Regions from separate parts of the Homo sapiens genome. Here region 1 is linked to region 2. A link is an interaction called in ENCODE POLR2A ChIA-PET data of the cell type or tissue named here. Cell type or tissue: CD4-positive, alpha-beta T cell. All regions are shown on one strand. Each heading gives the region's core, and the rest is flanking DNA. Links, peaks and the distances in the headings are about the cores only. Region 1 overlaps LINC02762 (long intergenic non-protein coding RNA 2762). Region 2 holds the start of LINC02763 (long intergenic non-protein coding RNA 2763).

What was found. ChIA-PET counts read pairs that join two places held together with the same protein. Peaks named below come from ENCODE experiments on the same cell type or tissue, not always from the same donor. Only the 100,000 strongest peaks of a DNase experiment are listed, where the experiment ranks them.
Region 1: POLR2A ChIA-PET joins it to region 2 with 5 read pairs; 3 of 35 experiments call an interaction of 5 or more read pairs at or near these places.

The regions. Positions count from the first base shown.
Region 1 is chr11:112,296,612-112,300,999 of GRCh38, forward strand. The region is part of intron 2 of LINC02762 (long intergenic non-protein coding RNA 2762); the gene reads left to right. Among named protein-coding and RNA genes, the nearest start is that of LINC02762, 28 kb to the left of the region's middle. In CD4-positive, alpha-beta T cell, for the core only: no CTCF peak of the experiment used is centred there; no DNase peak of the experiment used is centred there; H3K4me3 peaks cover 552 bases; H3K27ac peaks cover 1,461 bases.
Region 2 is chr11:112,480,808-112,485,195 of GRCh38, forward strand. It overlaps LINC02763 (long intergenic non-protein coding RNA 2763), which reads left to right and starts at 1,425. Exons shown (of 3, transcript NR_120559.1): 1 at 1,425-1,648. In CD4-positive, alpha-beta T cell, for the core only: no CTCF peak of the experiment used is centred there; no DNase peak of the experiment used is centred there; H3K27me3 peaks cover 307 bases.

The DNA of each region.
Region 1 (4,388 bases), core at 94-4,093, 180 kb before region 2:
TCCACATTTTGCAAACTTCCTTTCTAGCAGAGACATTATTTGGAAACCAAAGTCTTCCTTCAGTTCCAAAGTGGGACCAGTCAAAGTGGATGTGGCCCTTCTGCCACCGTTACTTTTTTCTATGCAGGTAGAAATGGAAATAGGTTTTTCATAGATACATGCAATGGCATTCCGCTGAAGTTAGCAATGTAGGGAGAGCACTGGCCTAGGGGTCAGAAGTTCAGATTTTGTTCTTGACACTGCCTTTCATGTAAAACTTCAAGACTTTGAGCAATTTTACAAATCAACCCAAATCTCAGTTTTTAAATTAATAAAATGGGGATAATATTTTCTTTGTTTATCATCTTATCAAGTGCTTTAAATATGATCAAATTTCTATAAATAGAAGACATTCTTTATTACATGCCTTTGCATGGACTATTCATCACTTTCTAACAAAATTCCAATGGTTAATAGAGATTTGAGGTTTGACAGCAGCAGGAGAGGTGGGAACATAGAAAGAGTGATTAAATAATCCATCTAATCATATAAGGTAAGTTAGAGGCAGAGCTGGGGTTAAGCCTTAAACACAGGTCTTCTCCAGGTCCTGTTTTTTCCCAGCAGACCCTCCTGTCTCAGTTTGCAGTTGGCCCATCCTGATCTGACATAAAAGAAGAGACTCCATGTTGAGATCCAACCAGAGCGCTAGGCCCTGCCCACATGATAAATGTCTGTGTGTATCCTGAACAAGACTTTTAGTTAAAAGTGCTGACTGCTTTGTAAATCTCTACGCCTGGGAGATCAGACCTGTTGGCATTTTCTCCTCTTCCTCCAGTGTCTCACGTACCTTGGTGGGTGGAGGAGGAGGTGAGAAGAACTGCAGTAGGCAGGGACTCAGCAGAAGTAAGGCAGGTCTAGGGGGTGATTTTCTCATCTGTGCCTTCTGCGGACTTTGTGGGATGAAATAGGGTTAAACTAAATGACAAAACCTGAAGAAATGAGGCCTCACTTCCTTTGGTTTTGAAGCAGCAGAGGAAATGTGACAGGAAAAGCAAAAGGAGTAGGTACCACTGTTAGAGCACTTTATAGTTTACAAGGGCGTTCATGGGTGCTGGGCCACTGATCTTCACAAGCAACCCCGTGGGCCGGATTTTGTTATTGTTGCTGTAATCTGGACAAGGATCTGGATAACCAGTCCAGCCAAGATTAAGAACCACTGCTCTCTGCTTTCCCCAAATTCATGGCAGGGGATCAGTAACCTTCTGACTTATTGCTTCTCCAACTTTAATGTGCATAAGAAATACCCGTGGCTGTTGTTAAACATCAGATTCTGAACCAGGAGGTCTGGGAGGGCCTGAGATTCTGCATTTCTAATCAGCGACCAGGTGGTGCTGCTGGTCCTGGAACCACCTTTGAACAGTAAGGTAATCTGACCAATACACCTCCCTGATATTGACCACCTGCAGGGCTGGGTGTCACCTGACCCAGGATCCCCAGCTGTGCTCAGGTGGACTCTCCCCTTTCCACATGGCCCCCCTGCCTTTCTCCCCACCCTCTTTGTATTAGATTCTCCAAGGGTCCCATGACAGGCCTTCTGCAAGATGGGGAATGAGAACAGTTGGTAACTTGGCTCAGTCCAAATCTGAAATCTCAAAACCAGGAATGAGCAGGCAGGTGAGCCCACAGCGCAGCCCCAAGTCTAAGGCTGAAGACCTGAGAGCCCCCGGCAGGCTGATGGTGCAAGTCCCAGAGTCAGAGGCCAAAGGACTGGTGTCTGATGGCCAAGGGCAGGAGGAGAGAAAGCAAAGTATCCCATGTGGGAAAGGAGAGAGAGAGGGGATGGGGCGGCGGAGAGGAAACTCAGTAAGCTGAATATGCCCCCTCCTCTGCCTGCTTTGCTCTGGCCGTGCTGGCAGCCGACTGGATGGTGTCCTCCCCGTTGAGGGTGGGTCTTCCTCTCCCAGTCCACTAACTCCCAAGTTCACATCGTCTGAAAACACCCCCACAGACGCACCCAGAAACAATGCTTCACCAGCCACCTCGGCCTCTCTCAGTCCAGTCAAGTGGACAGCTGATATTCACACTCACACTCCCCAGCCATGCTGGTGTGGGACTCCGCCCGTTTGTGTGGTTGTACCCTGAGCCGCGGTGCCCCTTCCCTCCCACCACTGGATTTGCTCCTGTGGCTCCCAGACTGGGCTTCCTTCCAGCACTGCTTCTGGTGCCAGGGCCGGTGCCTTCCAGTTGCCCCATTTGTCGATGTCAGCCCAGTTCTAAGGTCTGCCAAGGCAGGAGGGAGGCTGTGCTGTGAAGACCAGAATGTCTGGTGTTTGGGATCAGAAGATTTGAGTCCTGCTGTGCTACTTCCTGGCTGTACGACCTTGAGCAAAAGTTACCTGACCTCCCTAAGCCTTAGTCTCCTCACATGTAAAGGGATGAAGATTGCTGCCTTATAGGTTTACTGTGAGATTAAATTAGATGATGTAGGTAAGGTACCCACATCAGAGACTGGTATGCTCAATAAGCAATCATTCTATTATCGAGGAGGTTGGAACTAAGCGTTTATTGAATATCCAGCATGTGCTGTACGTGGCACTAAGTGATTTGTAGACATCATCTCATTTGAGCCACAGAACAACCCTGCAAGGTACACATGATTTTCTCTATGGTACCGGTTAGGTAATTGAAATCAGAAAGGGTAATGACTCACCCAAGAATGCACAGCAAGCAGGCTCTAGGACCAGAACTTGCATTCCTATTTGTTGAACTTTGAAACCTTTTGCAGGTTTCTTTTCTTTTCTTTTTTTTTTTTTTTTTGAGATGGAGTCTCACTCTGACGGCTGGAGTGCAGTGGTGCCATCTCGGCTCACTGCAACCTCCACCTCCCAGGTTCAAGCGATTCTCCTGCCTCAGCCTCCAAAATAGCTGGGACTATAAGTGCATGCCACCACGCCTGGATAATTTTTGTATTTTTAGTAGAGATGGGGTTTTACTATGTTGGCCAGGCTGGTCTCGAACTCCTGACCTCAAGTGATCCACCTGCCTTGGCCTTCCAAAGTGCTGGGATTACAGGCATGTGGGCCCCTTTTGCAGGTTTCTTTGAGAGAGTTATTGCTGGTTTGACAGAGAAGAGGGGCTCAATGAACACCTGTCTTCTTAGATGTTTAGGGGAGGGAAAGCAGCACCCAGAGGGCTGAAAGGCAGCCTCGCTGCTCTCCATTTGCCGTTGGAGGACAGACTGGCAAACAGGAACAGGCAGGTTAGAGATGAACAGCCAGGTCAGAAAGTGACTTTGATGGGAGACACTAACAAATGCTGCCTGTCTAGCCCCTGCCCTGTGAGCGAGGGAATGTGGGGCCTGCAGGAACTATAGGCTTTTGCATCTTCCTCAAGAGCAAAAAGCAATTTTTTTTTTGTGCCCTAGTGGATCAAGAAGGAGCTGGTGGCAGCAGGGTGAGTAGAGTGGTTGGGGAATGAATGAGATTTCCCTGTGGTTGAGGCGTGGGATGGAACGGACACACCAGCAGGCTCCCACCGACTCTCCATGCAAAAGAGTCCTGAGGGGCCCAAGCTCACCCATCTCATCATCTGCCAGACCCAGGCACTGCCCATCATGAGTCTCTGCCTTTGCTGCCTGTGGCACTAGGTTGTTGATGTGTAATGTAAATCGTGCCTCCAGTAAAGCAGCCTGACAGCGGGGAGTATGCTGATGAGAACGTGAAAGTGGACTGGGGAGGCTGCAGGGAGCTGGCAGCTTGAAGTCCCAAATAATGGGCCGTGGAGCTTGTCTGGTCCCTTGCGGTGGACTCTTGCCCATCCCACGCCTTGCTCAGTGGGATGAGGAAACCACAGGGTGAGGGATGGAGACTGAGGCTAGAGACCTTAGATACGGCTGTCCCAGAGACTGGTTACTTAGCTCACTGTCCCCTCCAACCAGGCAAGCTGTGGCACAGTGCCCGACATGCTCCTTAGAACGGTGGCAGCATTGCCATGCGCTGCTGTGCAGTAGGAGGACAGTGACGCTTTTTGCACTGCCCTTTCACATCTCTTAGTGCAGGCATTAAGATGAATCCATTTCACGGAGGAAGAGACGGAGCTAAGAGAAACTCAGCCAAAGTCTCCTGGCTTCCCAGTGACGGTGTTGGCCCTGTCTTACCGGATGGGAAACAGCACTCCACCTTACTTTATACCAGCTCTTGTAGCTCTAAAGCTTGTAGTTGTCTATCTTGAAAAATTTGCAGATTTTACACAATTACAGGGGAAAAAAAGAATGGTGACGTATGCTGCTTTATTTATATAGCTAGATTCATACATTTGTGATAGTTCTATTATGTCTCACAGTTACCAAAATTCTTTTTATCTGAGAATGGGGAGTAAGGGCTTTGCAGAAGAAGAGTCCTCTCCCCTCA
Region 2 (4,388 bases), core at 86-4,085:
CAGTGGTAAAGGGCCCAAGACAGATGAGGCTGAGGGGATCTGAGAAGATGCATAAGAAGAGTCTCATACAGAGGGCTTGTGGCTTAGAAAGCAAAATACAAACACAAGGCAGAAGAGACACTGACCTCCATGGGAGTTTCAACCTAGTTAGGGTGGAGGGGTGAGCATGGCGTGGAGTAGGTGAGGGGCTTTCAAGCACAGGTACGACAGAACCTGGTCTTGCAGGTCATGCGGACACGAGACTGGTGGAAACGGGAAAGTATTCCAGATGGTCATGGGCAGTGTCAAGAAGAACCCAGATGTGGGAGTGCATGAGTTTATTTAGGGGCTTGAACACAGACAAGTTTGGAGCTGGTTTGTGGGAAGGAATAATAAAATAATTTTAGTAGTGATAGGTAACTTTTATTGAGCCTGTATTGTATGCCTGACACCATTCTGAACTCTTACATGGATTACCTTATTTAAACCTCACAACTACTCCTTAAGGAGACAAGGTCAGTATTTGGGGGTATTTTGAAGAACCATCCAAAGAGTTGGGTCTTTACCATTGCCAAACTAGCACTGGAATAGCTGTGGGCCCCATGAAGACAGGGCCAATTTCTTGCTAACTTTTATATGCTTCGTTCTTTATATAGAGCCTGGCAAATGGGAAAGTATCCATGATATCACTGAATGTTACTAACAGCTATCCCTAACAATGCCCTCAGTGTATACCAGGCACTGTTGAAAGTGCTTGACATGGAAGAAGTTATTTAATCCTCACATAATCCTGTAAGGTAGGCACTAGTATTATACCCATTTTACAGATGAGAAAGTTGAGGCACAGAGATATTAAGTGACTTGTCCAAAGTAACAAAGAAAGAGGGGGCCAATGCCGGGCTTTGGACTCACATAGTCTGGCTTTAGAGTCCACACATTTAGTTAGTATGCCACATGGCCTCTCAAAAACCATTTAGGAGAAAGATTTGGAAATTCTATTGGAAATTAAATGATGGGGAAGGTTTTAAGCCTGGGTTGGTGGGAAGACAGGTGAACAGTTGTTTTAGGGGGTAAGAGGATGTACTTCATTGGGTCATCTATGGTCTCTCTGTTTCCTCCAGAGAGAAGGCATATGCTTCAGGCCTCAAGTATCAGCAGACGTGCAGCTCTGAACATCAGTAGGTGGTTTGTGTGTACATGTTTTCTCTTTTTTTCCCTACAGTGTATTTACACTCAAGATTGAGATAAACATCCATTTGCTTTAACACATGTGAAAATACCTTAGCAACTTCCTGCAGCTCTGGTCTGTTGCTAAGCAGTGACCCTACTGCTACCATGGCAACATCAGAGACTCCGGAGTGCTGCTGGTACCAGCCTCCTGTTCCTGACAAGACTTTGGGAAACTGTTAGCAGGGCCTTAGGAGCACTTTTGCTCTTGGGGGGCAGCCTTGCTCTATTGCTCGTTGGCACTGAGGGAAGCTCTCTGGGGAGAGGAGCCCACCAATGCTTGGCTGACAAGACCTCAGTCATGTCTGATGTGGCTTCACCTTTGCTGCCGTCTTCGTATCACTAGGGGAGCCCTGTGGAGTGGGGTGGAGTTCAAGATGGATTCTCAAGAAGTTATAGGAAGCTCTTTATCAATTCAATTCCTGAGAAGGGCCCACTTCAGGTACCTCCACCCAGCAGAGAGGAGCTATGGTACACCTTGGGGTGTGATCAGGCGAGACGACTATGTCCCTCAAGGGTTCTCAGTAGAAACAGAATCTTGCTCAGAGGTTTAGGAGACTTCACTGAAGGAACTGCTTACAGCAGTGTAGGCAGGACCAGGGGAACAGGTGATGGGTAGTGATGCCCCTGAAATAACAGCAGGAAGCCATTACCACCCCGAGCACTGAAGGGACAAGAGGAGGAAATGGCTTTATAGAAATGATATTCCAGTTTTAAAGCTGGTACCATGGAGCAGGGGCCACTCAGCAGAAGAGACAGTATGGGATGCAAATATTGCGAGAGATACAGCTCTGAGGAGGAAGGAGGAGAGTGAACAGCTGAAACTCATCTGTCATCCTTTGATCTTTGCCAGTGTGTCCCTTTAGCCAGATGGAACTGGAAACAGGCCACAAGGTAGCCCAGGTATTGTAGTCTGTGAGGGTATCAGCCTCTTGAGTACAGAGCAGAGATGGGAGAATAATGAATTTGGCGGGTGTGTATGATCTATAAATGTGGGGAAGGGAAACAGGCTAACTAACATGGCTGGGTTAGCTTGACTGGGAGCAGGCGGGCTGGGAGGAACAGAAACTCCAACAAGGTCTACCTGTGGGGTAGGATGAGACCCTAAGAGCAGAGCCAGCCACAGACACTGGAAGGAGCCATGTTTAACAGGGGGCATAGCATCTGGGATAACGAGTAGTCAACATGATGGAAGCCCAACATCCCACTGCCCTAAATGACCCTATAATAGCACTCTCCCTGACCCACAGGCAAGGCTGAGGGAGCTTTATAGGAAGTGTCTGGCCTCTGGGTTGCACAGCTGAATCATATCCCTTCAGGTTCTTCTAAACCTTCCTGTTACCTCCTCCACTTGGCCTTCCATTGGTCTCAATCTGACTGTTATTTCTCAGCCCAGTTACCTTGGATGGACAAAGTTTAGACCAGAACAGCATCAGCACTACCTGGGAACTTATTAGAAGTGCATATTTGCAAGGCCCCAGCTCAGACCTGCTTAATCAGAGGCATTTGGGTTAGGGCCCAACAATCTGTGTTTTAGCACTCTCTCCAAGTGATTCTGCTACACTCTGAAGTTGTGAAATAACTTCAACACCAAAACACTGAAGTTTGAGAACTAGTGATTTGGATTGTGTGATTAGCTTGCAACCCTCCATTTAACCTGAATGATGCTCCTACTGTCTTCTCTGGCTCATTGTTCTGCAGCCTCTGGCTAGCTCCACACATTCTTATGTTCTGTTCTAGCTTGGAGAGTTCCCACCAGGGATCAGAGACTTGGGCACCCATTTGCCTGAGAAGAAAGTTTGGAGAGAAGTAATCTAGGGAATTATGAGCAATTCAGGTGCTTGGACATAGGTAGTTAGCTGTTAGGTCCCAGCTGCAGAATTGGGATTCAGAGGTAGGACACTCTGAACTAGCAGGGGCAAGCTGATGAGCAAGTCAGGGGCTCCAGCATAGGGTGTGATGAGAGGCAGTCCTTCACAGATCTCTCCCATTTCTGCACATTCTGGAGACAAGCACCAACTTCCCTTTGCTCTGAACTATCTTTTCAAGGGTGTTTGTGTAGTGAACAGCCTGGAAAATAGAGATTGTATTTCTTTCTGGAGCAAAGAGCAGTCATAGCTATTGACCCTTATAAAGATTTAAGTTTCCTAAGTTCAGGGTTTCTATCTTATAATACAACCCACTGTGTGTGCAAGTGCCATCTGGCCTTCTTTATGTTGCCTTGTAGACACTGGGGCCTAGGGAACTGGTGCAAAAAATAATGATACACTGGCTGCTGCAATTACTGTAAGTAGTAAACTGCCTCTTGTCTCTGACCCTGGAGTCTCATATCTTCTATAAGTAATCATGAAAATATGGCAGGCTAACTTGTTACCTTGTAAGTATTATAAAATATCAGGCTCTTCACAGTTCTTGAGAGGCACAAAGTAGGCCTGAGCCTCAAGAAAGAAGGGGATGGACAAGCAGCAAATATGACCGAGAGCAGCAAAGCTAACCTGGGTCAGGGTTAGTGCTAGGGGTAGGGCAGAGCTGTGTGGGGTCACAGGGCTCTACCTGGTGGAAAAGGAGGGAAGAAGAGACCAGGATTCAAGATACCCTTTTAGGTAACAGTACCAATAAAGATAATAGACTTAATAGGCTGTGCTACTCCATTTGTGCTGCTATAATAGAATACCATGATCTAGGTAATTTATAAAGAATATAAATTTATTTTCTCGCAGTTCTGGAGGCTGGGAACTCCAAGATCAAGGTGCCAGCAGGCTTGATTGTCTGGTGAGGGAGGGCTGTGTCCTCTGGTGGGGAGAAATGCTGTGTCCCAACACAACATAGGGGCAAGAAGGGACAAGCCCCCTCTGTCAAGCCCCTTTATAAGGATACCTAATCTCATTCATGAGGGAGGAGCCCTCATGGCCTAATTGCTTCTTAAAGGCCCCACCTCTTTATACTATCACCTTGGCAACACCTGAATATTGGAAGGACACATGCAAACCTGCCTGCACATTTGAAACATCTGAAGAGCTTTAAAAAAAAAACAACTATAACCGATGCCTGGGTCCTGCCTCCACAGATTCTGATCTCATTGGTAGCAGAATATGGTTGGCTACCAGCTCATCAGGTAGTCCTAAAATTCAGCTATATATGAGAACCATGGATCTATACTAGCTGTCTCTTTTTACCCATGA